4 separate regions of the Homo sapiens genome follow, and regions 1, 2 and 3 are each linked to region 4. The links are chromatin loops, found by intact Hi-C in ENCODE. Cell type or tissue: PC-3. All regions are shown on one strand.

Evidence for each region. Peaks named below come from ENCODE experiments on the same cell type or tissue, not always from the same donor. Only the 100,000 strongest peaks of a DNase experiment are listed, where the experiment ranks them.
Region 1: a loop joins it to region 4, with 2.4 times the contacts of the local background. A loop is called at or near these places in 4 of 110 quality-filtered maps.
Region 2: it touches region 4 in a loop (4-fold over the local background); 2 of 110 quality-filtered maps call a loop at or near these places.
Region 3: a loop joins it to region 4, with 2.0 times the contacts of the local background. A loop is called at or near these places in 6 of 110 quality-filtered maps.

Annotation. Positions count from the first base shown.
Region 1 is chr12:127,071,704-127,079,703 of GRCh38, forward strand. The region is part of intron 1 of LOC107984449; the gene reads left to right. Among named protein-coding and RNA genes, the nearest start is that of LINC02405, 15 kb to the left of the region's middle. In PC-3, no CTCF peak of the experiment used is centred here; a DNase peak (open chromatin) is centred at 4,468; H3K27ac peaks cover 2,883 bases.
Region 2 is chr12:127,049,339-127,057,338 of GRCh38, forward strand. All of the region lies in intron 1 of LINC02405 (long intergenic non-protein coding RNA 2405), which reads right to left. Among named protein-coding and RNA genes, the nearest start is that of LINC02405, 7.1 kb to the right of the region's middle. In PC-3, no CTCF peak of the experiment used is centred here; DNase peaks (open chromatin) are centred at 3,343, 3,713 and 5,403; H3K4me3 peaks cover 706 bases; H3K27ac peaks cover 5,381 bases.
Region 3 is chr12:127,268,372-127,276,371 of GRCh38, forward strand. It overlaps LINC02376 (long intergenic non-protein coding RNA 2376), which reads right to left. Exons shown (of 4, transcript NR_146537.1): 3 at 7,078-7,203; 4 at 5,900-6,150. Among named protein-coding and RNA genes, the nearest start is that of LINC02376, 12 kb to the right of the region's middle. In PC-3, no CTCF peak of the experiment used is centred here; DNase peaks (open chromatin) are centred at 1,980, 4,730, 5,430 and 5,880; H3K4me3 peaks cover 1,059 bases; H3K27ac peaks cover 3,677 bases.
Region 4 is chr12:127,122,141-127,130,140 of GRCh38, forward strand. The region is part of intron 2 of LOC107984449; the gene reads left to right. Among named protein-coding and RNA genes, the nearest start is that of LINC02405, 66 kb to the left of the region's middle. RefSeq lists enhancers at 3,666-4,865, 3,731-3,800. In PC-3, a CTCF peak has its summit at 3,486; a DNase peak (open chromatin) is centred at 4,031; H3K4me3 peaks cover 1,087 bases; H3K27ac peaks cover 2,601 bases.

The sequences.
Region 1 (8,000 bases), 50 kb before region 4:
CTTACATTACAGCAGACGTTTCCAATCACTTGCAGCATTTTGCTTTTTCCACTTGGTCAGCCCAGCATTTGGGAACTCTTCTCTACCTATTACTCCAAGAAGCTACTGGCAGGTATTGGAACTGCTGCTCTGTAAGAAAACACCTGTTCTCCTGATCTGTGGCCTAACTTCGCAAACTACAGATCCTTGATATCAATAGATCACATGCTAATAAGATTGTCAAAGCAATTTCTATTTTCTTTCATTGCTTTCCAAAGCAGACTCACCTTCAGTCTCCATGAGATCAAGAAGGAACAGTGCAAAGGTGCATGGGATGATAATGGACCCGTTGCCAGTTTTAGAATCTGGTTCCCCAACTTGCTAGCATCTTTTTGCTTAAGTTTACTCTAAAATTGGGATGATAGAACTTCATACAGTTGAGTTGTGAGAATTTAATGGTAATAAATGTAAAGCACTTGGAAGTCTGTCACATGGTAATTTTATATGTTTATTATTATTTTGAGACAGGGTTTTGCTCTTTTGCCCAGGCTGGAGTGCAGTGGCACGATCTCTGCTCAGTGCAACCTCTGCCCACCGGGTTCAAGTGATTTTCCTGCCTCAGCCTCCCAAGTAGCTGGGATTACAGGCACCTGCCACCACACCCGACTAATTTTTGTATTTTTAGTAGAGATGGGGTTTCGCCATGTTGGCCAGGCTGGTCTCGAACTCCTGAACTCTGGCGCTCTGCCCGCCTTGGCCTCCCAAAGTCCTAGGATTACAGGTGTGAGCCACTGCACCTGGCCTATTATTATTATTATTGATGTTGTCGGTGTTGCTATTTTTATTGTGTTTTAATGTTCAATAACAAGGATCCGTATTATTTCTTCATCCATATCACCCAATACATAGCTTTTCTCTGCTGTTAATATGAACATCAAGTGTTACAGTTGTAAGTTCTAAAGGAAGTAGATTTCAAATGTTTTGACCACAACTCACATAGAGAAACACATTTTATATCTCGACCAATACATATGTGCACACAGCCATGTGTACACACACATATACTAAAGCAAAATTTCTCAGATATACATTTACCCTCCTTACCTGCTGCAATGTTGTCAAATATTTTCCATTCCATTCTATTCTGTTTGGCTCTGTTATCTTTTATTCTGACATAGCATATTCCATCTGATTTACAAAATAAATGTTAGTTTCAACCCACTAACTTTATTTCACAGCACTGCTGTGCTGTGACCCGTAGTTTGAAAGACGCTACCTTAAAAGCAGACCTGGACTTATAGAGAGGCAACACTGATTAGTTGTTTACCTGGTCCTCCTACCTGCTTTCTAAAGCCTGCATCAAATTTCCTATATTCAATTTTTATTTTTCCCCTCTGATTTCAGATTATTATATTTCTATAAACTTATTGGTTAATTTTAAAATTCTAACAGATTCTTAGGTTTATCCTAGAAAATTTTGTGCATAAAATGCATATATATATTTTTAATTTGTTTTCTGGTTTCAGGATATGTTCTTATTGATAAATTCTAATATTCAAAGTGTCTTTTAAAATCACTCTTACAGAAAAAAAAAAAACCCTCAATTCTCGGACTTAGATAATGTTTTCTGGAAAAAAATGGATAGAACAAATGGTCATTAGAACTTTCCACCAGGGAAGCATATTAGACATGACAAATACAATTTATTTCAAACATTTCCAAGGTTAGTTAGGCAAAAATAATAGTTGTGGTTATTGTTTTTTATTTGAGAAATGAATTAAAAAACAAAAATATGCAAGATATATTAATATATGGAAACTAATTCACACAATTAAAATGATTCCTGTTTAAATCCAGTTCTGCATATACAATTGAATGATTTTGGACAAGTCTTTGAAGCTTTCACTCTCTCAGAATCATGATATTCAAAATAAAGATGTGATTTCTACTAAATAAAGTTATTATAACAATATAATTTTATTGGCTATATTGTAGAGAAACATAGTGTTCTTGGGAGAAAGAAGACATTCACATAAAACCTTCATGAATCATCTAATTAGTTTTTTAAAGCTAAAGGGCCTGAAATATTTTATTTCCACAAAAGTGTTTATCTAGGACTTCAAGTTTTGAGCCATGCTAAGCAGTTTACAAGATGAATTGTTAAAGCATCTGCCCTCCGAAAATTTTAGACTTTTAATATCAATTTGGTCATTTTATACAATAAAAAACATCTCACTTTCATCTGTTTTTTATATAAATTATTACATTATTATTATTTAATAAAACATAACAATTAGGTTGCTTCAGAAATATATTAGCTTTCACTACGAGTTATTCTCTGTCAAGTACAATTTAGACTATGAGGAAAGGTTGTATCAGTAAAGAGACCTATTCATTTAATATTGAAAGAAACTGATACTGATGCACCATAACTTGGGCTCCAAGAATAACATTTCACTGAGGCTGTCCTTTATATTTCTATATTTTTGGTACTAAGGAGAAGAACCACATTGTAATTCTACCTTCATAAAGAAGAACTCCATTAGGAAATAGCATTCAACATAAGAAATTTCACTTTACAACCAGATTTCGTATAACTCATTAACTTTTATTGAAAATGCCTAAGGAATCCTTATATTTAAATGTAAAAAGAAAAAAATAAAAGCAGAATTGATAAAATCTTAATGAGGCATTCACAAAAGAAAGACATTTCCCTGGAGCAATTTAAAAGCAATTATTTCTTGAGCAGCAGAACTGTAAGAACATTAATTTCCAATGGTGACAATTCCATGACTAGTCATAAAGGTCAGGGGATTGTTTTGCTGCTGAAGGTCACAAACAAAAATTTATTTTAAAGTAGTCGTAGAAAAGCCTTCACTGCATTTCACTACGACAATGACATCTGCTCCACGTTCACTCTAGCGTTCTCTTCCAAGTGAGAAGAGGCATTGTTTAAATCCAGGTAGTATTTGGGCTAAGATCAAATGCTCAGCGGAAAAGGTGACAAGTTGTGGGTATTGCAATGGAAATGCATTAGGGAAGTATGTTAGCAGAATAATGTACTCTAAGTTTTAATCCCCAGAATATACTAATATATTGTGTTACATGTCAAGGGGGAAATTAAGGGAAATGGAATTAAGCCTGCTGTAGAAAGTAAAAAGTTTCCTCTTCAATGTTCCCCCCTGTTAAAGAATAAATCATAATTGTTAGAAATAATAGTTTATTTTAAAGACTAACTTTCTTCAAGCCTCCTTGCTTTGTGCTAATAACTCTTTTTTAAGCCCTATCCTATGTAATTGTCGGACATGCTCACAGGCACATCCCAGCTCACATCCTGTGCCCCTTCCTTATTTCGAAATGTTATTGCTTCCTTAAACCTTTCGTAAGCAACTTCCTCTCCTTTGTTCTTTCTTGCACTTACCTATGTAGGAAAGTTTTAGGCTATTAGCAAATCGGGTATCAGTTTCAGACTGTGAGGTCCCGCTCCAGCCAATGGATGCAGGACACAGCAGTAAGGACGACCCAAATGCGTAAGGGATAAATATGTCTGCTTTTCCTTTGTTCAGGTGTGTTCTCGCCATGGTTCCATCTGCGAATGAGCACCCTTTCTGTAGAAAGTAAAGATGGCCTTGCTGAGAGGTCTTTCGTCTCCGTACTGACTTTTCTTCGTGGCACCAATTACTTATTTCTAACAATTTTGATATTTCTAACACCTGCTAATCAGCTGATACTAAAAGAGGAAGATTATCCTGAATTATCTGGGTGAACTTAGCATAATGACCATGGTCAAGTAACTCTTTGAAAGAAAATTAAAATAATGTGGATGGGAGAGGGTGCAGAGTTGGGTCAGAGTGAGGAAATATAAGAAGGATTTGAGTGCCTGTGTCTGGCTTTGAAGGTGGACAGGACCACAAGCCTCAAAAGGCAATTTGTAGAAGCTGAAAAATACACAAAAAAATCATTCTCCCTTGAATCCTCCGTAAGTTTCACAGGCATTCTGACACTTTGATTTTAGGGCAAAGAGACTCATGTATGGCTTCTCGCCTACAGAATTGTAAGATAATCAATTTGTATTGTTTTCGGTCACGAAGATTGTGGTGATTTCTTACAGCAGCACCAGAGAACTAATTTAAGAAGTTTCACTGGAAAATCTACGGTGATTAATAACATTTGAAATAAACATACTTTTGAGCATTTATTTGGCAATGAAATGCTCAAAAGTATGTTTGTTCTTCATTTCTTTCCTCCTCCCCTCCCCTCCTCTCCTTCCTTCTCTCTCTCTCTTTCTTTCTCTCTCCCTCTCTTTTAAAATATTTGTTTCCCCAGCATGGGAAGTAAATACAGCACACTGAGTTTTGATGAATCTGTGTTATTCATGGTTGCCCCACCACCTGGACTGCTGTTATTGATCACTATATTTCAAAGCTAGTATAGACATAGATACATGTTTTATTTCCTGTGACCAACTCACTACTCACACAGTGTCTATTGTTCAGCCTCTGGCTGGTTTCTCTTCCCTAATAAGGGTGCTTATGGGACTAATTCTTCTCTGGGCAACAAGTTGGAGGCCCTGCGGTCTAGGCAGATACAAACATTTCTATTAGGGCTCTTTGCGTTTTGCTCAGTGATCTCAGGTATATGCCTTTCCATACACTAAACGCAAAGTATTCCTTCAAGGCGTTTGCATTCAGTCTGAATAAACTCATTTGTGAAAAAGATGTCGTTAAGTATTTTTCAATAAAATTTAGGTTCTTGTGGAAGCTATTTTAGACAAGAATACCAGAACATAGTATCTCAACTCAGAAGTCTACTCCGTATTTAAAAATGGTGCCATATTTAATTACAAATCCTCAGTAGGTCACTCAGCTGTAAAGCAAGGAATATAATTTACTTTCAAAGTTATTTTTTGGCTTTGGCAAAACATTGGATACTTAGAGTCCAATTTTCACTAGCAGGGATGAGTGATGTTTCTCTTTACCACTTTCATAGAGGATGGGAAAGAAAAATAAAATGTATTGATCTCCCTTCCTTCCTGCCTATTCATGTTTTCAAGAGATGTGTGAAAAACAGTGCTTGAATTTTTTTTTGACAATTCTGTGCTTCTGATCAAGTAAAAAACTCCGAGCAAAAATGGAAGCTGTTGTTAAGTCCCAGTCACACATAACATTAATAAATACATTTTAGAAATTGTGAATAAGGATACGTTTGGTGAGATTTAGTGTTTCATCTAATAAAATGGTGTTCATTTAGAAACGTGTTACTCATTTAATAGAAATGGAAAAGACCATCCACCTGGAAATTATTATTTTATTCACTACTTAGCCAATAAAAGTCTCTTTGTTTTCCCATTCCATGGTAAGAAAAAGTTATTAAAAATTATCAACATGCAAAAAGATATAAAAATAATGTAACAGGCAAATATGTATTCAACACTTAGCTCAAGGAAAATATAATAAAAAGCACAGAGGCTGTTAAAGACCCTTTTCACGCTTCCAAATTGCATTTTGCTTTTTTCCTTTCAGAATTAAAAGATGTTCTGAATTTGGTGTTTGTTTCTTGGTATTTCATTATGCTTTTAATCAGTAAGAGAAATCAAACCTCAGTAAAGAATCACCATGGGAAAAACACTTCACATGTCCAGTGCGATTGAAGTAGACTGTTCCCTGTCACCTCTCTCTCTGCTCTATTAGAGCTGTACTGAGAACTCGCCACAGCTCCAGCCCCCTGGCTTATCTCCACCTGAGGAACAGGAACTGACCCCTTACTCAGCCAGTCACTTGGCAAACAGGCTTCTCTTTTGCAGCTGTGTCCACCAGGGGACCCTGAAGAAGACATAGGACAATGCTTTTTGGGGAAAATGCAGTTCTAAAACCACTAAAAAAATTATAAATGGTGAAATGTTAACATCATGAGGTCTACAGAGCAATGCTCGGTTTAGTCATTCAAGATTAATTTTAGTCACAATTTTGGGAAAAACTCGTTTACTTCCATCCACAGTCCACAACCCAAGGCTATCAGTGAGTCTTCTTTTGAATGTGTGTGAGGAGGTCCTCCTTCCTTTCTTCCTTCCTTCCTTCCTCTCTTGGTCTCTGTCTCCCTCTTGCCTCTTTCTCCTTCCTTCACTCTTTCTGAGTCTCTCTTTTTCTTCTTTTCTTTTTTTTCTTTTTCTTTCTTTCCTTCCTTCCTTCCTTTCTTTTCTTTCTTTCTCTCTGCCTTTCTTCATTCTTTTTTTATTCTTTCTCTTTCCTTCCTTTTTTTCGTCCTTTATTTCTTTCTCTCAGTCTCTCTCTCTCTCTCTCACTCTCACTCTTTCTTCCTGTCTTTATTTTGCAACAGAATCTGAGCCTGGACATCAAGAATAAAGAGATCTGTTTAACAGCCATGAGGGAGTGCACGGATGCATGGAGAGCCAGGAATGGTCCACAGCAATCAATGCTGCAGGAATGAATTTGTTTAAATGGATTTTTTTTCCATTTCATGAATAACTTTGTTCAAGCCTTTGATGTTCAAGCTTAGGAAGAAAGAATCCCAGTGATCTATTTGGATCACATGATTTTCCCCTGGCCTTTTCCACCTGTGTAGAGAGAGTTTCATCTCCAAAAGGGCACACAGTCCTTGTTACCAAAAGGAAGGGGAATAGACATTGGGTGATCAAAACACAGCTACGCTTTCTAGAAGTTGATAAGTGAATAGATACTAACATGATAAATCAACCTCAGTATTTTTTAAGTCTATGCCAAGAATTAAACTAGATAATGATTTTAATAATAACTGACAATCGAGTGTTTACTACATGCCAGATCCTGTTGTTAAGGGCTTACCATGTATGGACTCATTTAATGTTCACGACTACTCTCCTTGGTAAATATCTGCTTTTATTCCCATTTTAAGGTTGAGGAAACTGAGACAGACAGGGAAAGTGAGAAAGAGATGGCTCACACAGTGAATGAGCAGCCAGAACTCAGGTCCCAGGAATATGGTTTCAATGTCCATTTTCTCAAGGATTATTGTGCAGAAAAGCATTTTGACACTCAGAGATTGGTCAAGAGCTCAAATGTCAACATCAACCCTACAGCCTGTTAAAAATTGATCGCCCCTATAGGGAATATTGCCAGAGCACACAGGCTTACTCTGTCCTGATGATGTGGAATTATTTTTGCTTGCTCCCATGAAAACCATGCCTAGCCATGGTGTGGGTTTGTGACATCTGTGTGACAAATGGGAGCTTGTGTCTTTAATGCAAGACCACCACCAGTGTTCCACCCCAGTGAAGCTCACCACCCAGAATTCTTGTTAGGGAACCAGGCCGGGAGGCACAAATGGGTTCTTCCAAATCATTTCCAGTGAAGATACTAAGCTATCCATGGCGTGAACTATAAGTCAGCAATGACGAATTCCAAGCTGAAAGATTTACCCTTAGCCTCAGAGATGCATGATTTACTCAGCTAACAATGCTTTCAGCCTATTAGTCCTCTGGCGCTGTAGTGTACTCTGGCACTGGAGCATTTCCTGGGGAAGGAAATCATATTTTGCTTTCATAATTAGCTGATTTGGAGCCCAGGCAATGGGAGAAATAAGAAAATAATGGAGACAATTGATGCAGGCAGGCAAGCCCCAAAATTGGGGCTTAGCCCAGGAAGGTTATTGGCTTCACCCAGAAATAACTCAAGGGTGAGCCAGTGGTGTGAGACAGCAACATTTATTGAAGCAGCAGAGGTCTTGCTCCTTGCAGAGCAGGGCTCCCCCATAGGCAGTGTGCCCAGAATATCAGTTCAGAGGCAGCTCCGCAGTCATATATGTACCCATTTTAATTAAATGCAAATTAAGGGACAGATTATGCAGAAATTTCTAGAAAACAGGTGGTAACTTCTGGGGGAGTCATTGCCATAGAAAGGGACGGTAATTTCAGGGTGTTGCCATGGCAATGGTAAACCGACACAGGCACACTGGTGGGTGTGTCTTATGGAAAGGTGCCTCTGCCTCGACCTATTTGAGCTAGTCCTCAATTTGGTTCAGTGTCC
Region 2 (8,000 bases), 73 kb before region 4:
TAAGCCAAAAGAACAAACTGGAGGCATCATGCTACCTGACTTCAAACTATACTACAAGGCTACAGTAACCAAAACAGCATGGTACTGGTACCAAAACAGAGATATAGACCAATGGAACAGAACAGAGCCCTCAGAAATAATACCACACATCTACAACCATCTGATATTTGACAAACCTGACAAAAACAAGAAATGGGGAAAGGATTCCCTATGTAAGAAATGGTGCTGGGAAAACTGGCTAGCCATACGTAGAAAGCTGAAACTAGATCCCTTCCTTAAACCTTATATAAAAATTAATTCAAGATGGATTAAAGACTTAAATGTTAGACCTAAAACCATAAAAATCCTAGAAGAAAACCTAGGCAATACCATTCAGGACATAGGCATGGGCAAGGACTTCATGTCTAAAACACCAAAAGCAATGACAGCAAAAGCCTACATTGACAAATGGGATCTAATTAAACTAAAGAGCTTCTGCACAGCAAAAGGAACTACCATCAGAGTGAACAGGCAACCTACAGAATGGGAGAAAATTTTTGCAATCTACCCATCTGACAAAGGGCTAATATCCAGAATCTACAAAGAACTTAAACAAATTTACAAGAAAAAATCAAACAACCCCATTAAAAATTGGGCGAAGGATAATAACTATACACTTTCAAATGATGAATATTATGGTGTGTGAATTATATCTCAAGAAAGCTGTTATGAACAAACTATTCCTTCTGAACTTCCTTAACTATCTTGCCTACCTGGAAATGCAGTGAGCATCTAGGTAAACTTTATAGAAATAGGGAGTATGAAAAAGGAACAAAATATAAAGTGGCCATCTTTTCCTAAAAAAAGGAGTTAATAAGTTATTTCATCTAATTTACTTTTATCACAATAAAGATACCATGAATGTGTCTTTGAATTTTTAATGATTAGTTGTGTCCGGATAAAGGCTAAAATGCTATTTAGAAAGCAATTTAAACAATAAAAACCCCAAAAGCATGATTTCGGAGCAAGTTAAAGCAGCCATGGAGTCAGGGAGAACTTTTACCTTATGTTTGTATATTAATTATCTTTGGTTGCATAAATCATTGGCCCCTGAACTTGACAAAAACGATATTACAGAATGTTATTGTTCTTAACAATACAATTCAAAGGTAGACATTATATGTATGTTATATATAATAATATTTATATATTATGTATGTAATATAATATATATACTATATTTGTATACTGTAATATATATAAAATGTGTATATATACATTATATATATATAATGACTCTCTCAGAAAACAGGTTTAAGTTAAATATTGCAACACATCTTAGGTTTCCATTGATTTGCAAACATTTGTACCAGCACCAGCTGTTGAATGCCTTTCTGAGCACTGCCATGCACATAGCTAAATTTGGCAGTTTAAAACAACAGAAATGTATCCTCTCCCCAATCTGGAGACCTGAATTCCTCAATCAAGATAAACAGAAGTTGAATTCTACCAGCCTATAGTTGATGCTTATTTCTTTTTCTGTGGATCAGAGAAACTTCAATGGTTGCGTGATTTCTGTTTTTCTATGTCTGTGAAGCCATGCTCAGTGTGTAAACCAAGAATTATTGAAAAACCTAGAGCAGGGGTCCCCAACCCCTAGGCCATGGACCAGTACCAGTTTGTGGCCTGTTAGGAGCTGGGCCTCACAGCAGGAGGTTAGTGACAGGCAAGCATGACGCAAAGCTTTAGCTGTATTTACAGCCACTTCCCATTGCTCTCATTACCATCTGAGCTCTGCCTCCTGTCAGATCAGCAGTGGCAATAGATTCTCACAGGAGTGTGAACCCTACTGTGAACTGTGCTTGCATACGAAAGATCCAGATTGTGAGCTTCTTATGAGAATCAAATGCCTGATGATCTGTCACTGTCTCCCATCACCCCCAGATGGGACTATTTAGCTGCAGGAAAATGAGCTCAGGGCTCACACTGATCCTACATTATGCTGAGTATGTAATCATAGTAGAAATAAAGAGCACAATAAATGTAAATGCACTTGAATCATTTCCAAACCATTCCCTGTCCACGGAAAAATTGTCTTTCATGAAACTGGTCCCTGGTACCAAAAAGGTGGGGACTGCTAACCTAGAGTACTAAGAATTCATTTGTTGCCTTCTAGTTTTCAGGCATCTGAGTAAGAAAAACATTTTCATCTCGTGATCCTGGTCAGGAGATATGCACTCGGAGGAGAGGTGAACAGATGCACACGGTCAAAAGCACAACAGTAACCTGTGTTCCCTTTGCCCACTGAGGTGCCTTAGTGCACACTGTGCTGAGTGGGACTGTGTTGAGCAGCAGCTGGAAATATGCTGGACTCATATGAGGACCACAGGCCTGTGGCAACAGGACTTAGAGCTCATCTGAGATTGGGAAATTAAGAAAGGAACCAGAACAGTTAGTTTGTCCAAGTCCCTGCAAAATTATGTTTTTGTAAAATGTCACTAAATTACCATAGCCCAAACGTTCCCACGATTACGTAAAATAAATACGTTAACTCAAACTAGTAAAGTAGTCTCATGCAAGATATATGCAATGAATAAAAGATGAGCCTTCTTCTTCAGCTATACTGGTTCTTTCAAATTCTAATAATATGTATTCCTTTTATTCAAATGGAAGTTTTTATTCCAGTTTTAAAATTATAATCATGATTTGTTGGGACTTCTGGAATGGTAGAAGGAAGAAATCCTCTCTCCAAAACAGGAAAGAAAAGACAGACGAAGCTATAAAAAAAAAACAACTCTTTCAGAAGCCTGAAAGCTCATAACCCATTGTTGAATGAGAATGCTGATCACATGTCTTCAGTTTTGGTTTGCACAGCTTCTTATTAAAATAAATTTATTATTAAAATCAAATTTTTTACCAGAGTCAAAAATAGCACCATCTGCTCATCACATACTTGTTAAAAGTCTATTTCCACAATACCAACCATTGTTTCTGCAAAATATCATTACCTCCTCTATGATTGGGAAGCTGGCTCTGGATGGTGTGAATATAGAAACAACATCAGGAAAGAAGAAATACACGCTATTTTCTTAACAGCTTTGTCAACTTTTTGATTGGTACTGGAAACATAATGAGAGCAGCCACAATGCATTGAAAACAGTCTTTGTAGCGATTTAGGGATTGTGTGTGTTTTTTCCTCTGTTTTCTTATTGCCTTTTTTTTTTTTTTTTTAACACTGCATTTGCTTGGTCAGATGCAATGTTCTTAAATACCCACCAGCACCGAATCCTTGCAGGGAACTCAGTATAAGGAAGCATGTGGGAAGCCCCTGGGTAGAGGACAGTGCAGGTTGTGCAAAGATTATTCATAATGAATCAAAGCCCTAGCAGAGGCAGATGGTTTATCTGTGGCATTTGTACAGTATACGCTGAGTGCACTTAAATGTAATAAGGGAGCTATAATATGCTAGTCAATTTCCATCTAGTTAAAAAATCATGTGCAATTAATTCCATCGAAATATTCTCTCTAGCTTTATAATTCTCAGTGCAATGCTTTGTGCAAAAGGCTCACCAGGGAATTTTCTCTTACTGTATTTCCCCAGGGAACATGCTTAGGAGCTTTCTCCCTACTGTTATTGGGTCTCTGTTCCTTCCCGCCCCTTGTGAGTAATCAATGACTAATGAGAATTATAGACAAAGGACTGAGTTTTTCGCTCATGTAAAGAGAATAATGGGAAAAACACACGTTTTTATTGCCTTTTCGGTATAGATCTGCCTGAGTCACCAGGAAATTACACAGAGGCCTGTAGGTATAAAGCCAAGACAAGGTGTGGGCTGCTTGGTTGCTAACAAGTGAAGTCAGGTCACTTATATGGCATTGAAGATACAGAATAAAGTCATTGAGGCCACAAGATGCAAGTTAGTTATCACAAAGTTGAGGGTATAAACAACCTCCCATCACAAACATGATTTCCACCATAGGTGAAAAGCCATTTGGCCATGTAAGTTTCCTTATTCAACTACTATCTCAGCTTTTCAATTTCCGTCTTCGGCTATAATTTCTTGCCTAGCCTAGAGGCTATCGTCGTTCACATGCTGAGATAGCCTAGGACTACAGCAAGAGAGGAAGGATGGACAGGAAGGTCACTAGATTTTTAGAAAAGTTACTATGTCTGGCCTTCAAAACAAATTCAATAGAAATGAATAAATATAATAAAAATTCCAGCTAGGTGCTCATCCCTGAGCCGGAATGGGCTCTCCCGTTGTTAGAGAGGGGGATTAAAAAGTTAAAAAAACACATCTTCACCAAACAGATTTTCTGCTTCATGCAACCAGGCAGACTAAAGGAGAATTATAATGGGAAATGGTTTTTCACCATATGGTTTAATATCATTTAATATGGAGGCTGGTGCCACCTAAAATCACCTCTCATTGCAGCTGAGGCACACGCTGTCTACCTAGGGGCACCAGTAAGCTCTAATGGCTTCATTTTACCATCTGAGATAAGTGATTTATCCAAGATGTATGGAAGATGAGAACACACGACACTAATCTCCAAGTTGATGGTGGTTCTGCCATATTGATCATCTTTAAAAACACCAAGACATTTAGGAATTTTAAATATCAGTATCCAGAAAACTAACTACTTGGAGTATGCAATGACATACACATTTGAGTGCTAGCTATGGGCACAAGATTCAGGGAGATATTGGCTTATAGAACAAGTACGACACCTGCAGTTTTGGAGTTTTAAACTTCGTGTTTGATTAAACAGAAAACAATAGCAACAACAACAAAGCCCAATTTGAAGGCAAAGCAAAAGCATGCAATTTTCTTCAAATACAGTAAGACTCCACTTGTTACTGAGAACAGTTCTTGCCTTCATCGATTCATAGATCTCATTCTCTGAAAACACACGGTCCCTCAATTTGACTCAATCCCTTCATGATGAAAATGCATCATTTACATATGTGGAGTATGTCATCATTTAATCAAACAGGCAGAGGATAGTAGTAACTTGATTTTTAACAATATAGTAAAAACACATTTAATTGCACCCTTTTGACCTATAGAAAATCAATGTAATTTTACATTAAACTTGATTTCAATTCTGTTAGATTGCTAAACATATTTCTGAGAGTATGTTTAAGGATGTGAAACAACACACGCAATATTAAAATGTATCCAGACAGGGATCATCTCGCCCTGATCCCAGGACACCATTTGCACGTGGAACTCTCATTTGCTTAACGGGAAAGATGCCCCTGCAACAGTGAGGGAGCTGCCTGCAGGAAGGAGGAAGGTAGGAGGAAGGGTTACAATTATGTTTTCCCTATCATTAGTCTTCATTCTTGAATTCATAAGTCAAAGCCAAGGTCTACATTCCTCACAATGCTGAGACATTAGTGGAATGTGGAAAAACATCCATCCTCTTAGACTGATAATGTCCTTAATGTGCCAGGAGGCTTTCTGTGCTGTGCCTCATGGCCAATTATACAAGTTCATTCTTCCACGCCCGCCTCTAGGTTCAGACGTGAAGTCCATGTTGTGAATGTAAAAGCAGACCCCTATGACCTTCACGAGATGGGTTTCTAAACATACTTAGAAGCAAGTCCCCACCCCCACAATCCTCACTGTACACACAGAAAACAGACAGCTCTCCTGGGATAATTCAGTATAGCCCAATTCCTAAACCAATCCCCAAAACTAGAGGTTGAAACCGATAGCTCGAGGCCATATTAGCCCCCCATGATTGGTGTCTCAATCCTTTTGTGTTGGCCTGTTCAAAGTTTAAAAAAACTTAATTACCTATTTAAAATGAGGAGTGGGGTGAAAACATCATATCAAATTCTAGGTTTCTGCCTTCTCTTGTGAAATAAAAACGAAAACATAATATTTGCTCATGATACTACATTGCTGCCTGGAAACTACTAAGAAAAAAAAGAGTATTTATTACCTTTGCACAGGGCTTAGACTGTTCCTATTCCCACTGTCTTCAGTCTCCATGATTCCTTTAAATCAACTGATCAATTGATCAATCAATCAAGCACAAACATACATATTTTTCATGTACTTCCTTCTTACATGATTACATAAGTCCTTCTACTTATCTCATTTATTTTATTTATTCAACTTGAGCTGTCTCCTTGGAACACTCTTCACGGTTAAACATGGAAGCTCTACAGTTCAGTGGCCTGAGTTTGATTCCTGACCTTGATTTGTATCCATGGCATGACCTTGGGGAAGGTCCAGAAGTTTGGGGAGCCTATTTCTTGAACTGTAACATGGGGATAATAATAGTAGCTACCTCTTTGGGCCACTGTGAGAAGCAACGAGATACCGTGTAGGAAACAGCACCAGGCCTGGGGAAACCCTGCAGTGCCTGCTGCTGCTGCTGATGTGGCTACTGTCCCTGTTGCCATTCATTCTCTCATAAAGTCGGTTTCAAAAGGAAGGCTCAAATGCACTATTGTCCTTCCCTCTGCCTTCATCAAGCACAGAAACAGAGGGAGACTGACAGCCACACCTTATATTTACCATCCTGACACTGTCTTCCCCACAGCCTTGGGCTCTAAGCTGGAGGAAACCGGCAGTGCTTTCTTGTGGGGAAGATGGGGCAGGCCTGCCAGGCAAAAGGGTTTTGACACAGCAGCCTAAAAATAAGAAGGTTTCTCAAAAATTATGATGGAGAAAAGTAGAGATTCTGTAAGTATTAAGTTAGTGCAAAGGTAATTGTGGTTTTTCCCATTATTTATTTATTTATTGTTATTATTATTTTTTGAGAGGGAGTTTTGCTCTTGTTGCCCACGCTGGAGTGCAGTGGCACGATCTCGGCTCACTGCAACCTCCGCCTCCCAGGTTCAAGCAATTCTCGTGCCTCAGCCTCCCGAGTAGCTGGGACTACAGGCGCCCGCTACCACGCCCAGCTAATTTTTTGTATTTTTAGTAGAGATGGGGTTTCACCATGTTGTTCAGGCTGGTCTCGAACTCCTGACCTCAGGTGATCCACCCACTTCGGCCTCCCAAAGTCCTGGGATTACAGGCATGAGCCACCATGCCCGGCCTATTTATTTATTTATTTAGAGACAGAGTCTCCCTCTGTCCCCCAGGCTGGAGTTGAGTGGCACTATCTTGGCTCACTGCAACCTCTGCCTCCCGGGTTCAAGCCATTCTTCTGCCTCCGCCTCCTGAGTAGCTGGGATTATAGGCATGCACCACCACACCCAGCTACTTTTTGTCTTTTTAGTAGAGATGGGGTTTCATCATGTTGGCCAGGCCGGTCTCAAACTCCTGACCTCAAGTGATCCACCCGCCTCGGCATTCCAAAGTGCTGGGATTACAGATGTAAGCCATGGCTCCCAGCCTTGCCATTACTTTTAATGGCAAAAACCACAGTTACTCTTGTATCAAGCTAGCAGGTTCCTTCAACATACTGTTGTAGTAGGTTTCTTGTACTGTTCTAGTAGGTTCCTTTGGCGTACTGTTCTAATAGTTTCTTTCAGTGTACTGTTCTAGTAGGTTCCTTCGGCGTACTGTTCTCCTTGTTGGAGCTGCTGATACCTGGCCCTGTACCCTGCTGATCCATTCCCCAACAGTCACATATCCACTTATTCACTCATGTGGAATTTCTGTTTGATTTGGGAACTGCTTTGTGACAGCGCAATGCTCAATGCTGGGATGGTTGAGCTGAAATGAGACAAACATGGTCCCGATGCTCAGGGGAGGTCATTCTAGGGGCAAGGAGACTGCAATAAGCAAATAAACTAATGACATTTCAGACACTGGTGAATATTATTACAAAAATAAACTCCAGACAATAGTTTTTAAAGATTCTTGGGGAAGGTCTCCCTAAGGAGGGAAATCTGAATGAAGAGTTAGTCAGCCATGGAAAGACCCAGAAGATGAGACTCTAAGCAGGTGACCCAGTGCAGAGGCCCTGGGGTTGGCACCAGGTCCCATGTTCACTGATCAGATGGGCCTGTGTGGAAGATGCCAAGCACACATTATCTCATGCAATTGTTC
Region 3 (8,000 bases), 150 kb after region 4:
TCCTCCTCCGTAAATGCTGATCACATACCAGCTGCTAAATGCAATTTGTCTGCTGACATATGGTGGGAAATTCTCATGCTCATTAACAGAGAGCATATCATCATCATTATCATCATTGATTTCCAGTGACCGTGGCTCATTAAGGTTCTCCTGGGAATCTTGAACTGTAGTCCCACAGTCAAGGTGCCTGATGAACGGTTTATCTCCCCATCACCCATCCCCGTGAGTGCCCATCTGCAGTGGCATCTGCCCCATGGGCTGAGGGAAAACAAGTCAAGGATTAGATCTGCTTCTGCATAAAGTGTGGATCTTCCTGAGATGGCCTCTGCTGTGCTGAATAACATGAAAAAGATGCTTGTAGAACAAACACGTTTTTCAGGAGGTGAGGAATTCCAAGAGTGAATCCCAAGAGCACTAAGCTTCCAGAGGATGAGATTCAGCAGATGGTCTGACAGATATCACCAATGACAGTATCCAGTGGGAAAGTGTCTGACACCAAGGTCATTCAGAGACTCCCTCACCCTCTGCCCTGGAGTGCCTCACATCTGGGAAGAAACCTATTTGCCCAAAAAGCAGCACACACCCATAGATTATCTGTCACTCAAGCAGAGACCCAGAATTAGGGTGCATATTCAGGAAGGAGCTTACTTTCGGAGTAGACATATATCCTGAAAGGAGCATGTAACAAGGGCATACCTTATATTCAAAAACAGCACATCCAAAGCTTATTATTGGGCTTAATTATCCCAGTAATAGCTTAGGCCAAGGGATATATCGTGCTCGAGAAGTAGCAAGTGTCTAGGGAGTATTTATGCTTATGAGCCTGGAAGTGAACTCTCCCAGTGAATTTTTAATACTCTGGAAATAGCATACTAAATTATACATGCACATGTCCGGCAATGGAAGTGTACTAGAATGTCTCACAACCTGAAAACCACACAAAGATTCATTAGGCATAAAATGGACAGATAAGCGGTGGCATTTTCTCACAGTGAAATAAAACAGCAATGCAAATGAGTGAAATGCAAATATATGCAACATTACAGATGCCTTTTGCAAAAGTCATGTTGAGTAGCAGAAACCAACACAAAAGGCTATATGCTGTGTGGTTCCATTTGTATGAGTTCTAAAATAACCAAAACTAACCTATGTTTTTATATATCAAATTAGTAGTTACTTGCAGAGGGGGTTAGTGAATGAAAAGGGGTACAAGGGGGTTTCAGAGGTGCGTTGATTTCTTTTCTTTCTTTCGGTGCTAATGGAATCAAAGTATCTCCTTGTTGAAAATTAAGCATGTCATACACTTACTTTATGTGTATTCTTCTGTATTTATATTATACATGAGTTTAAAACTAAAAGGGTAAAATAAACCTTCAAGGAAACCACACACACACACACACACACACACACACACACACACATACATCACAAACAGCAACAAAGTTAGCCCATGCTCAGGGAGCATCTTCTGTTGAAGGAGTAGCAAACTTCTAGGAAATATGATTATTTACACGCTCAGAAATAAACTATTTTCAATGTTTTATGTACACATATATACACATGTACATATGTAAATATATGTGTGTATATATATAAATATATATATATATATATATATATATTTTCTCCTGATGAGTAGCTTGGACATTGGGAAGACACCTATGTGACCAGGAAGTAGATTATCTCTAGAGGACACCTAATACTGGAGAAATAGCACCTGTCAGGAAGTATTTTATGCTGATGCTACCAGGTTGAAATGTATACATGGGGAATAATTTATACTCAGGCATAATCCAAGGAGTGTCTTACACATTCAGACCCAGGACAGCATATAGCCATGGAGTATTCTATGACAGCAAAGTAGCTTGGCATGCCCAGGAGGAAGCACAAACCTCAAAGAATTTGATTCTCAAGAGTGGTTTATAACTGGGAGCAGCTTCCTGCCCCATAGAGGCCAAGCTCACTGCTTGCAGTAGTCAGCTTCCTGGTAGCAAATCCCTCATCCCCATATGCACGCTTCTTTGCCATGTGACTTTGATGTTGCTCCATCCAGCGGTGGAGTCTATTCCCTAAGTCTTTAGTCTGAACTGTCCTCTGAGTTGCAACAGAGGTGATATTGTGCAACTTCCAGAGTCTTGGCCTCAAGACCTTGCCGTTTCCACCTTCATCCTGTTAGGACACAGCCCCAAGAATAAGAAAGAACAAGAACAAGAACAAGAATTAAGAACAAAAACACCATGCATGGAAGCGGGTCCAGCCCACTAGAAGATGAGTGGCTGCATGAAGGAGGCTTGGGGTAGCCCTACCAACAGCGCTAAAAGTTTGACACCTGAGAAAGAAGGTCTTGGATATCCCAGATTGCCAACCCTCCACTATCTGCTTGAGTGGCGTGTCTGCACCCAGTACAAGAATGACCCATCCAACCTAAGTACTTGAATCTGCCACTCTTTAAAGAATTGTTGTAAGTCACAACATTTTGCGTAGCCTTTTTAGCAAAATGTAAACTGAAGCACTCCTGATCAGATTAATGGATCATGTAAATGGATTATGTAGCCAGTGGGAAGAGCTACTTACGGTTTCCTTTAAAGTTGGAGAAGTGGCCTTTAAAATTAGGTCTTGAAAAAGATATTAACCATTGACCTTGTATGGCTGCAGGGATGCTCTATTCTCATCATGCCCCTGCAGCCCGAGACGTGGTGACGGCCTCCCACTATTATTGGGTTCTGAGTGTCTCGCCAGCTCTCGGGTGTTCCTTTAGTTCTACCTGCGTCTCTCTAAGTCTTGCCCATTTCAATGTCTCTTTATTTCAACCACCCAAGGAGGGTTGTGTCCAGCTTGGATTGTGGCTGGAATTTCCAACTCTTTCCATTTACAATTCGACCCACAAGAGTCTCTGTAGTATCAAAACCCTTCCAGGATGTGGGATGTATAATATCACAATATCTGGAAGCCAGTATGTGTATAAATATATGAATGACTGTATTTATACTACATATATACTGTGTGTGTGTATATATATGTATATATAAATAAAACATGCATATATAGTATAAATACTATATTATATATACAGTATGGTATAATAGTATATATACACATGCTGTATGTATATATATATACTATCAGTGTGTGCATATATATACTATACCATATATCTACATAGTGCTACATATACATTATTATACTAAATATATATATATTTAGTAAACCAAACAGGATTTCTGCTCTAACAGCAATAAAGACAATTTTTCCCCCCAGATGGCACAGGCTTCTGTTTAGTGCTAGTTAACATTTGAATTAATAATTAGCAAAACATGAATAATCATTTCATTCATGAGGACAGAGTCTTGTCCCATGATCACAATGTCAGGCTGTGTATCGCCACCTCATTAACTCCAGGGCGACCAGCCCGCACCTCAGAAAGCAAGATGCATCCGTCAAGAGTCGCACCTCCATGGAAGGCGTGTTGCTAATGTGAAATGTGCAGATCGTGGGGCTCCATTAATCACTAGGTCAGAGTCATGGCACAGCAGGTTCAATGCCCCACAGCTATTCCTCAGTCACAGTCTAAGGAGCTCTGCACGTGAGGGAGCGCAACGGCAATGACAGAGCATTGTTGCCTGCTTCCCTCAACACTGCCTACCGCAGTGCTTCATCTCTGCACGTGGCCCTCAATCCTGCTCTGGGCTGAGGCCTCTTTGTGAAAAATGAACAGCAAAGGTTTCTCACCTCCTGGAGAAGAGGAGAGTGAGATATTCTTAAGGCCTATGTGAGGATGCAGAGTGTGGGCTCCTTCCCTGCATCACGCTGTCCTCGACGACCAATAAAAAAGGTGCTATGGCTCTCAGGGCAAAGAGGTGCAAAGTTCTAATGAAAGATTTGAGAAGAAAAAAATGTCTCCAAGCCGTGGTTCTTAATCTGGTGCAATGTTGTCCCCCCAGGGGGCATTTGACAATTTCAGAGGTATTTTTCTTTGTCCCAGCTGGTGGCAGGACATCTAGTGGGTTGAAGCCAGCATGATGAAACATGCTACATTGCACAGAGCAGCCCCACAGCAAAGAATCATCCACTCCATATGTCAATAGTGCTGAGCTGAAAAACCGTCTCTGAAGAAGAATAGAGAAACCAGGGAAGAGCCACTTAATTGGGAGCATCACACCTGTCCAGTCCCCACCATGGACTCTCCTGGGACTCCAGCAAGTGCTGTGAATCTCTCCCCTAGAATCCACCACCATCATCCCATTCATTGACTTGGTGGGCCTACTCATATTCCTAAACAGGACATTTGTACTTTTACTCTCCTGCTCAATGTCACAATGACCCTCACCCCTGCTGTCTGAAGGGCTCAAGCATGGAGTAAAACATCTCCTGTTGCCTCAAAGCTCCCAGCTTTGTTTCTTGTTGCTTCCCTGCAATAGTCATTGGTTTGTGGCTTGTACTGTTATCTGACCATGCTCACTCAAGACTCAGTGCCATGCTCATGCTCTTCTTCTGCCAAGATTAGAGCCTTTCCTGTCCTATGACTGTCTGTCATAGTCCTGCTTAGTCCTTGACTTCTGCATGAGGCCTTTTCTGACTACTTCAACCCATGATCAATCCACTTCTCTCTCTCCTCATTCCTATTAAGTCATGCATGCCACAACCAAGCTGAAGTCCAGGATTTGTAAGTCTAATGCCTCCTGGGTGAGCTGTACGCCCACAGCAATGGGGATGAGAACATAGGAAGTTGAAGAGGTGAGGCCACATTGAGGAATGAGGGCCTGTGATATCTACTGTTTTATGATGACTAGTGGTGACACACAGTGGGCCACTGGCCAGGGTACTTGGCGCCAATGCCTTCTGCAGACTGGCTTCAAGGGGAAATCCTGTCACAAGGAGTAAGTCATGGGGGAAAATAAGGTGGCTTTTTTCTATTGGCTATTCCCCATTGGTTGAGTTTACACATAAGGTGTCACCCCTGCACAGTTTCTGGTTGCAACAACCCACTTCTTTTTATGCTTCTGAGGATGCCTGATTATACTCCAGACTCTCCAGGTGGTGTGGAGTTGTATCCAAGTTCAGTAATGTCAGCAAGCCCCTGGCGATGTGGCTGGTTGGTCTGCATGTGCAGTGACAGCTCAGGGCAATGACCATATTGGCTTTTAGGAGCCACTGTCCAGAAAGCACATGATTGCCCCAGTGATCTGAAGGCATCCACAAATTTGTACCAGATGCTGTAGATATGTGGGGGAAACATGTTCCCCTCTACGTGGGGTTAATCTTAATAAGGAGGTGCTCCGGCTCACCACACTCATAAAATGTACTTAACCTGTGCAAAACCCTAGGAGTTGGCAATATGACTTTCCCCATTTTATTGGCGAGATTACAGGGACTCAGACATAGGGTTTTTACATGGTGAGTCAGGTAACCTCTGCTCAAACAAGGATTTAGACTAAGGTGTTTCTGGCTCCTGAGCCCTCCCTCCTAACTGTCTCTCATGCATGCATCTTTGTGCTGTTCTGCTTTAGTAGTTTAGGATGGATTCATCAGAATGGAATTACTGAGTTTTTGTGCCTGTGTACATAACATTTTTTTTTTTTGAGACAGAGTCACCATGCTGGAGTGCAGTGGCATGATCTCAGCTCAAACTGCAACCTTCGTCTCCCAGGTTCAAGAGATTCTCCTGCCTCAGTCTCCAAGTAGCTGGAATTATAGGCGCACGCCACCACACCCTACTACTAAATATTTTTGTATTTTTAGTAGAGACGGGGTTTCACCATGTTGGCCAGGATGGTCTTGATCACTTGACCTTGTGATCTCCCCACCTCGGCCTCCCATAGTGCTGGAATTACAGGTATGAACCACCACGCCCAGCCACATAACAGTTTTATAGGTACCACTGCACACACTGATATGACAATTTACATCATCTAACAATGTTTTATTTGCTTTCTGTATGTGTGTGTGCACATGTGTGTGTGTGTTTTCTTGTTTGTTTTATATGACAATGAATTTTCTTTGCTCTAGCAGATGTCTCCTCTCTGGGACATAAGGTGAAGGTCCAGGGGACGGGTGAGGCCGTCCTAACCCAGGTGGTGATGCGTGTGCTCCAGTAGGGCAGGGTCCCCGTCTGACACACTCTCCCCTCCTTCCTTTGCATTTATCCAGTTCCTGGCACACAGATAAAATTCAATAAATATTTTCAGAATAAAACAGCTGATTCTAACAGATAATCTTGGGGGTGACTTCTGTGGGCAAAATGCTTTTTTTTTCCTGGAAGTATTTCCAGAAAAATCCTATGCAGCAAGCCAAAACCCCTCCTTTGGAACTGCATAAGTCAGTCCAGTGGGGCACGATTCTTATAAAGGGATGGCTTCATATTGATCATTCTGAACGTTACAGGGAAGTGACTTTAACTAGAAAGTTGCACATGACCGTGAAGCCTAAATGAGGATGTCAAATCTAGGGAAATAATCTAATTGCAATACAGCATCCGAATCTTTTGGAGACATCAAATTATTGCCCAAGTCCTCTCAAAGCTCTTACAAATATAACTTCATACTTTTGGAAAAAGTCAAACAGAATTAAATGTAGACAAATCGTTAGTTATATATTTGAAAACTCTATTCCTACTATGAAATTAGTAACTTGTTAAGAAGACCAGAGTAGCTGTTAAGTAAAGGAGCCGGCTAGCAATCATTTAATAAGATGATTAAACTCTACTTCTTTGTCACACTTGCTTCTGGGCAAATGGAGTAGACGGGTATGAAATAACAAGACTAGAATCTTTTAGTTGAATATTCCAGATATCAATGAAAAAAATTAATTTAAAACCAACTTACAATGTAGATCAAGTGGATTTGCATACCAATCCAAGGAAAAAACCCTAGTTGTAAATGGCATGCTTAACCATAGGTAAAGAAATGCACAATTAGAAAAGTAATTCAGGGTGAAAAAAATCCGATTTCTGTATCAATGCGCAGATATGGATAAATGACAAAGTTTCCTTCAAAACAGAGCCTTATTTTCGCTCATTGTTCTGTGCAGTTTTCAGAGAAGGAGAGGCAGATTCCCTGATATTCTTCTGGAACCACTCACCTAGCAGAGAAAATTGTTTGCCGGAGTAATGTTCATCAGCTGCTACTCTTCGAAGAGCCAGTGTTGATGCTGCAGCTGCCACAGAAAACCAGGCAGATGTGGTCTCAGCCCTCAGGGCTTCATACTCTGCATAAGATGCAGAAGTAAATAGGAAGTCATTAAAATGAGCAAAAAACAATACGATGGCAAGAGCAAAGTGTGTAGCAAGACAGGGAAGCACCATTAGCTCTGAATCATGTACTCTGCCCCACTATTGACGGGCATCAGAACCTCAGGCAGGTGTCTTCACTTCTCCATGACTCAGTTTCTCCACCATAAAATGAGAGGCACCATATTTTCTACCTCATAGGAGGGGTGTGAAATTTAAGTGAATCAATTATTTGAAATGTGCTTAAAATAGCAGCAAAGATAATCTATTGTATTAGTCAGGGAATCTAAACCTTAGTATTCACAACGTCAAGATGACAATGGCTCGATACGATAAAACTTGTTTTGGTTTGTTTGTGTCTCATTCACCCATTAGTCCACTGTTACTATTCCTAGTCTGAGGGTTTTGGGAGGTGCTGCTTTCTTCCTGGTTCTGGGGAGGTAAGAAAGCTCCTTCCACCCACCAGCCATAGATAAGAGAAGAGGGCAAGGAGGCAGTAAAGCATGGGGTGGGGGGTGGCCCCATGGAAAGTTTTAGGACCCAAGCCTAGAAATAGCAGGCATCACTCACACCATTGTCCACTGGCTAGAACGCAGTCACATGACAACACCTAGCCACAAAGGAGGCTGGGAAATGAAGTCCACCTGTGTGCACAGAAGAAAGAAATGGGTTTGTGAACATACAGCATCCCTGCAAAGGCTCTCCACAGATAAGAGCTATTGATGCTTTATATCGAATATCACATCCATTGTTATTGTTATAGGACATATGTATC
Region 4 (8,000 bases):
AAGTCCTGGACCATTACCAGAGAGAGACACAGAGATGACTGAGAAAACTTAAAATAAAAAAAAAAAGATTAAAAGAGCCCCATCAGGTCAATACCTAGATGTCGGCCTTGTGAGACTGAACAGAGAACCTCGTCATGTCTGCCTGGACTTCTGGCCCCCAGAACCACGAGCTCATAAATTGTAAGCCTCCAAATTTACGGTAAGATCTTAGACAGTATAGAAAACTAATATATAAGTTATTTTATAATGGCTTGACAAGTTGAGGAAGCATTTGCTGTACATCTCACATGAGCTACTTTAGTAGAGCAATACACAGCACTGTCTGATCTCTCTCTCTCTTTTTCAAACACACACACACACACATAATTGATGCAATGCGTGTGTGATGTAACTCCATTATAGGAAAAGAAGGTCTACCTATTTAGAAGCAAGCCTACCCAGAATCCAGATGTTGATTTTTAATACCATTCTCCCATGAAAAGAACCACAGTTTCCTGGGAAAATGACTGATTCTAGGACTGAGACAGAGAATATGTAAAATGAGGCTGGAGCATCTTGTTGTGCCAGAACGTAAGGAAGTGCTCAAAAGAAAAAAAAAATCATTGTTGGGGGTATGCAAAGGTACAAACTGAAAGCGTTCTCAGCAGCCAGTGCTAGACAAATTCATGCAACAAAATAAATAAAATACTTTTGGGTAACCCAAAGTACAAAGAAAATATTCATGAGACATCTTGACATAAATGCTTAAATCAATCAATAGAAGAGAAGAAACAAGTCTCTTGTGTAGAATAATTCCAGGTAATTTATGTAGATTGTCTGCCCTCAAGGAGGTTCAGCATAACTCATCAGTCCTTCAGTGAGGACTGGACCTAAATAACCATAGCCATGGTGACATGTCAGGACAGTTAGTTCTTTTTCATCCTCATTTAGCAAGAGCCCAAATTGTTCTCATCTGTTTCCCATGGCTTCATGGAGTAAAAAAATAAAATTCTAAATATGAGTTTCTTCTCTGCCGTCACTATTAGCATCACTAGTACATACCCTATATGCAATGCTTCAAAGAGGGTTTTTCCCTGTGAGCTTCTGTGGTAGGGAATTTCATTCTCACCATTTTACGATCCAGGAAAGTAAGGTGTGGTTAGAGACACTCGTTGCAAGGTAACTCAGATATTAAGTAGTTGACTTGTGGTTTTCTGGTGGAGGGAAGACCTACCTGTCCCCAGTCCCTCCACACATTGGTTAGGATGCTGAGACCAGTGTTGAGATTGTTGATCCAAAAATGCACATAAAATGTATGTAACAGTTTATTAGTCACAACTGGGACTTTTGGGGACAGCAGGATTGTTCCTAGTACCAATGGAGCCCATGGCTTGAGTGGAGCAGAGGGTGGGGGATAGAGGGTGGGGGATAGAGGGAGGGGAATAGAGGGTGGGGGGTGGAGGGGGATAGAGGGTGGGGGATAGAGGGAGGGGGATAGATGGTGGGGGATAGAGGTAGGGGGATAGAGCATGGGGGATAAAGGGTGGGGGATAGAGGGAGGGGGATAGAGGGAGGAGGATAGAGGGTGGGGGATAGAGGGAGGGGGATAGAGGGTGGGGGGATAGAGGGAGGGGGATAGAGGGTGGGGGATAGAGGGAGGGGGATAGAGGGTGGGGGATAGAGGGAGGGGGATAGAGGGTGGGGGATAGAGCATGGAGGATAGAGGGTGGAGGATAGAGGGAGGGGGATAGAGGGTGGCAGATAGAGGGTGGGGGGATAGAGGGTGTGGGATAGAGCATGGGGGATAGAGGGTGGGGGATAGAGGGAGGGGATAGAGGGGGGGACAGAGGGAGGGGGATAGAGGGTGGGGGATAGAGGGAGGGGGATAGAGGTAGGGGGATAGAGCGTTGGGGATAGAGGGTAGGGGATAGAGGGAGGGGGATAGAGGGAGGGGGATAGAGGGTGGGGGATGGAGGGGGGATAGAGGGTGGGGGATAGAGGGTGGGGGATGGAGGGGGATAGAGGGAGGGGATAAAGGGTGGGGGATAGAGGGAGGGGATAGAGGGAGGGGGATAGAGGGTGGGGGATAGAGGTAGGGGGATAGAGCATGGGGGATAGAGGGTGGGGGATAGAGGGGGGGACAGAGGGTGGGGGATAGAGGGTGGGGGATAGAGGGTGGGGGATAGAGGGAGGGGGATAGAGGGTGGGGGATGGAGGGGGATAGAGGGAGGGGATAAAGGGTGGGGGATAGAGGGAGGGGATAGAGGGAGGGGGATAGAGGGTGGGGGATAGAGGGAGGGGGATAGAGGGAGGGGATAGAGGGAGGGGGATAGAGGGTGGGGGATAGAGGTAGGGGGATAGAGTGTGGGGGATAGAGGGTGGGGGATAGAGGGGGGGACAGAGGGTGGGGGATAGAGGGAAGGGGGATAGAGGGTGGGGGATAGAGGGTGGGGGATAGAGGGAGGGGGATAGAGGGTGGGGGATAGAGGGAGGGGATAGAGGGTGGGGGGATAGAGGGAGGGGGATAGAGGGTGGGGGATAGAGGGAGGGGGATAGAGGGTGGGGGATAGAGGGTGGGGGATAGAGGGAGGGGGATAGAGGGTGGGGGATAGAGGGAGGGGGATAGAGGGTGGGGGATAGAGCATGGAGGATAGAGGGTGGAGGATAGAGGGAGGGGGATAGAGGGTGGCAGATAGAGGGTGGGGGGATAGAGGGTGGGGGATAGAGGGTGGGGGATAGAAGGTGGGGGATAGAGGGAGGGGATAGAGGGGGGGACAGAGGGAGGGGGGATAGAGGGTGGGGGATAGAGGGAGGGGGATAGAGGGTGGGGGATGGAGGGGATAGAGGGTGGGGATAGAGGGTGGGGGATAGAGGGTGGGGGATAGAGGGAGGGGGATAGAGGTAGGGGGATAGAGCGTTGGGGATAGAGGGTAGGGGATAGAGGGAGGGGGATAGAGGGTGGGGGATGGAGGGGGGATAGAGGGTGGGGGATAAAGGGAGGGGGATAGAGGGAGGGGATAGAGGGAGGGGGATAGAGGGTGGGTGATAGAGGTAGGGGGATAGAGCGTGGGGGATAGAGGGTGGGGGATAGAGGGGGGGACAGAGGGTGGGGGATAGAGGGAGGGGGGATAGAGGGTGGGGGATAGAGGGTGGGGGATAGAGGGTGGGGGATAGAGGGAGGGGGATAGAGGGTGGGGGATAGAGGGAGGGGATAGAGGGAGGGGATAGAGGGAGGGGGATAGAGGGTGGGGGATAGAGGGTGGGGGATAGAGGGAGGGCAGCCTTGCCTCTGATTGCTAATGGGAGGCAGGCTGGGGTGGGCTCCAGTGCACAAGTCCTGGCTTGCATGGCTCAACTCCCTACAGTGCTGAGGGAGGCGATGCTGGACTTTCTTACCAGGACAGGTGAGGGTGGGGGCTTGAAAGGGGTCAGGGGCCAACCATTAAAAATGGAATCAGACTCTGTATCACAGCAGTGATGTAGAATATTAAACTCAGCTCTCAGGACACCAAAACCACTAGGGGGTTTCTACCCCACAGCAGCTGCCATATACAACACGGTCATGGAGACACACACAGACCATATGCAGGCAACAGCTTGCATTTTGAATATTACTCACCACTGTGAGTCCTGGGCTGCATCACTCCTCACTGGTGAGCCTGTCTCCTAGGCACTCTGGGGATGATCAAAGTACCTGTATTGTAGGACTGTCCTGAGAAGTAAATGAGAGATGCTTAACTTAGAGCCTGCTGTGTTGTAAATGCATAAACATGGAACTCAGTTAATCATCATTCACTCAACAGCATCGGTCTATCTTCCTGCCCACAGGGTTCTGCATCCAACCTCAGGCAAAGGTGCAAGTCATGGGGGTTTCCCAGTGAGTGGAATGGCCTGATGGGCGTGTCATCTCTACTCCTCCATGGCTGGGAAATGTGGATGAGTCATTTGCTTAGCAGGACTTTACTGAGCACTTTGTGTTTTTGTTTTGTTTTGTTTTTGTAATTGTGTGTGCTAGGCACTGTTCTAGGTGCCACAGACACAGCATGAAACAAGATAGGCAAGATTCCTGCCTTGGGCAGTGTACATCCCAGTGGGATGAGTCAGTGATGCCCATATTCACAAATGAATAAGCAAGGTGGCTTAAAACAATATCAGTTTGCTGTCTTATACTTTTAGAGGTCAGAGTCTAGAAATTAGTCTGTGTGGCTGAAATCAAGCTATCAGCAGGGCTGTGTTCCTGTTGGAGGCTCCAGGGGAGCATCTACTCCTGGCTCTGTGTTCCTGTCGGAGGCTCCAGGGGAGAGCGTACTCCTGGCTGTGTTTTCCAGTTTCCAGAGGCCACCTGCAGTCCTTTCCTTAGGTCCCTCTGCCAGCACTCCTGACACTCTAACCTCTGCTATTGTGGTCACCTCTCCTCTGACTCTGACCCTCAGTCCTTCTCCTTATTAGAAAACATGATTACACAGGACTCACACAGATAATCCTGGGTGATCTCCCAATTCAAGGCACTGAATCACATCTGCAAAGTCCCTTTTACAAAATAACATGTTCAACAGCTCCAGGGACTAGCCTATGGACATTTTTAGGAGCCCTACTACACTTGCATATTGCAAAACTTTGTATATTAAACCTATGAAAAATGAGTTCAAATCAAAATCACACATCCAAATGGCCTACAATCTCCAGGAAGATCAGATACATGGGTCAAAAGGAAGAGGCATAGCAATGGAAATTTATATTAATTTGCTCAAACTGACATAACAAAGCTCCACAGACTGGGTGGCTTAAACAGCATAAATGCATTTCCTCACAGTTCTGGAGGCTGGAAGTCTGAGATCAAGGTGTCTGTAGGGTGACTTTCTTCTGAGGCCTCTCTCCTTGGCTTGTAGGTGGCCGTCTTCTCCCTGTGTCCCCACATAGTCTACTCAGTGTCTGTATCCTAATCTCCTTTTTTTTTCTTTTTTCTTTTTCTTTTCTTTTCTTTTTTTGTTTTTTGTGATGGAGTCTCACTCTGTTGCTCGGTCTGATGTGCAGTGGTGCAATCTTGGCTCACTACAATCTCCGCCTCCCAGGTTCAAGTGATTCTCCTGCCTCAGCTTCCAGAGTTCACAGGCACCTGTCATCACATCCAGCTACTTTTTTTTTTTTTTTTTAGTAGAGATAGGGGTTTCACCACATTGGCCAGGCTGGTCTCAAACTCCTGACCTCAGGTGATCCGCTGGCCTCAGCCTCCCAAACTGCTAGGGTTACAGGTGTGAGCCACCGTGTCTGGCCTAATCTCCATTTCTTATAAAGGCACCAGTCAGATTGGATTAGGACCTGCCATAACAACCTCATTTTTATTAAATTACCACTTCTCTAAAGACCCTCTCTTCAAATACAGTTATATTCTGAGGTCCTGAAGGTGAGAAGTTGAACATACGTATTATGAGCACACACAATCCAGCTCATGACAGAACCCAGAGCAGCAGAGTGGGCTGCAGTGACAGGAGGAGGAACTGATCTGTCTAAGGGGGCGACAGCTCCAGCCAGTGGTCACCCCATAGAAATGTGGGCTTCTGAGACATAATAGTCTCCTGGATTTTCAACAGAAGTCCAATGAAAGTTTTCATTTTGTTTGTTTTTGTGTATGTTCTTGCTTACTGTTTAAATAAGCCATCCTGGGTTAGCAACCTGCATACCCAGACTCTCTCTTATCCCTCTGGACACGCTGTGGGAGAAGAGAGGGGGCTTCTTTTCTCCTGCTTTGTCTCCCCTCCCTTCCATCCAGGTTGGTGATGAGTTGTAGAGGGAGAAGATAGAAGATGCAAGAAAGAGGCTACCTGCCTAGGACTGGCATGAGATGGTGCAGGTGCTCTCTGGGCAGGGCACATGTTGAAAGCAGCTGTTTTTGCAAAACATCCCCATACAAAAAAAGGAGTAGAGGCCACCACCCTTGACTCGTCCAGCTCCTACACTGGACTTTGACTTCCATGAGGGCTGCATAGAGGCTGACTTTTGACTCTAACCCCTGGGATGGGCACAAGGCCAAGCCACAGACAGAAGTCAGTAGATACCTGTTAAATTTATGAATAAGTCAAAGAAATGCCTTGGAAAGAGAAAGATGTTCTATCAGGAAATAACCCCCTGAGAAATCTTGCAGGTCTGCACGTGCGCTGAGGCTGAGGGGCCTCTGGGACTTCAGTCAAGGCACCCAGATGAGTCGGTGGCACCCTCTGCCTGCTCTATCTTGATGACAATGAGAGGGATGATCTCAGTTTCCTCTCTGAGCAAGAGAAACACAGATTTTAAAGGATCCAGCAATCTGTGTTGAGAAACTACTTACAAATGACTTGTTTTCATTGGTCTGTATAGGAGTATCAAAAGCTCTTCAATTTCTTCAATAATTTCATCAGAATCCACTAATGAGATAGCTGAACCAAGATATGGGAATTGCAATCAACAAAATCAGGGAAAAGGAAAAGCTCTTTGATTTACTCACATTTGTTCCTTCCTTTTTCTGCAGTCTTATTTGAATGGGGACAGCTAGCTAATGACTATTCCAATTCTGCCAAAACCTGAGAACGATGCCAAAATTCAACTGACAAAATATTAACAAGATACAACTCTAAGGAAAGGTTGGCAATACAATTACATGCACAAAGAGTAAACAAATGCTAGCCTTTCTCTCTAATTGTCGCATGAGAAGACATTCCATGGTTTCAGGCACATAAGAGCTACTTCAGGAATCAAAGGCTCACTAAGGAAGAGCGGGGATTTGTGATGTAATAGGAAACATTTCCAAGCCTTCATTACAGAGCAAGGGAAAACTGAGATTCCTCAAGCATCATGAAACGAGATCTTCCCCGAGTCTAAGAGGAGCCCACTAGAGAGGCATTATAGGCGTTTATGCCTCTCTAGGATGCCAGGCAGGCTTCAGGCTGTAACCCTGGAGGCTGGTGAGGAACCTACAAAAACAGGAGCCCTCAGAGCTGGGGCCAGCTCCTTCCCCATGACTTCCTCCAGGTAAACCCTCTGTGCACCTAAGGCCTGAAAGGCTCACAACAGGGTTAAAATAAAAGCTGTCTTTTAGTGACAGGGTTGAATCTTCAAATGCCTGGTGTGCACAAAACATACACAAACTTATTTGCAAGTAAGCAAAAGTTAGCATCAACAGCCACTGCAGCACCCCGACACAGTACAATAAAGAATATTTGTGCTTCTGAAACAAAGGTGGGAAGTGGATTTCCTGGAATAATAAATTAGTTACTGCATGTTCATCCAGAGAACCAGACCCACCAAGAGCCATTGGCTGCAGGTCTAAGCATTCTTTGGATCTATTTATTTTAATTCAAATGAAATCTATCTTTTTTATTTTAAAAATAGCATTGGAGTCACAGGAGAAAATAAGAAAGGTTTCTCCTACAAGTGAAGTTTACTATTCATTTCTACCTCTTTTTCTGTCTAAAGTGTTGATGCTGCCCTCATGGAAGTCAAAGTTGAGTGAAGGAACTGGATGAGTCTACGTTGGTGGCCTCATCTAATCTTAGCCATTTAGGAATACAGGTGATTAAAGGCAGCTTCCCTGCTGGGCGCGGTGGCTCATGCCTGTAATCCCAGCACTTTGGAAGGCCGAGGCGGGTGGATCACAAGGTCAGGAGACCAAGACCATCCTGGCCAACATGGTGAAACCCTGTCTCTACTAAAAATACAAAAATTAGCAGGGCGTAGTGGTGCATGCCTGTAATCCCAGCTACTCAGTAGGCTGCGGCGGGAGAATCGTTTGAACTTGGCAGGCAGAGGTTGCAGTGAGCCGAGATTGCGTCACTGCGCTCCAGCCTGGCGACAGAGTGAGACACAGTTTCAAAGAAAAAAAAAAAAAGCAGCTTCCCGCTTCCCTTTCCTCAGCTCAGAGGCGGATCAATGTACAAGAACAAATAAAATATGGAAAGACAGATACAGTTTTTATTATTTTCTGGGGAAAAGTCCAATCTCTAGGCTCATAGAGTCAGTGTTTCCATAGCCAACCAAGGATGGCCAGT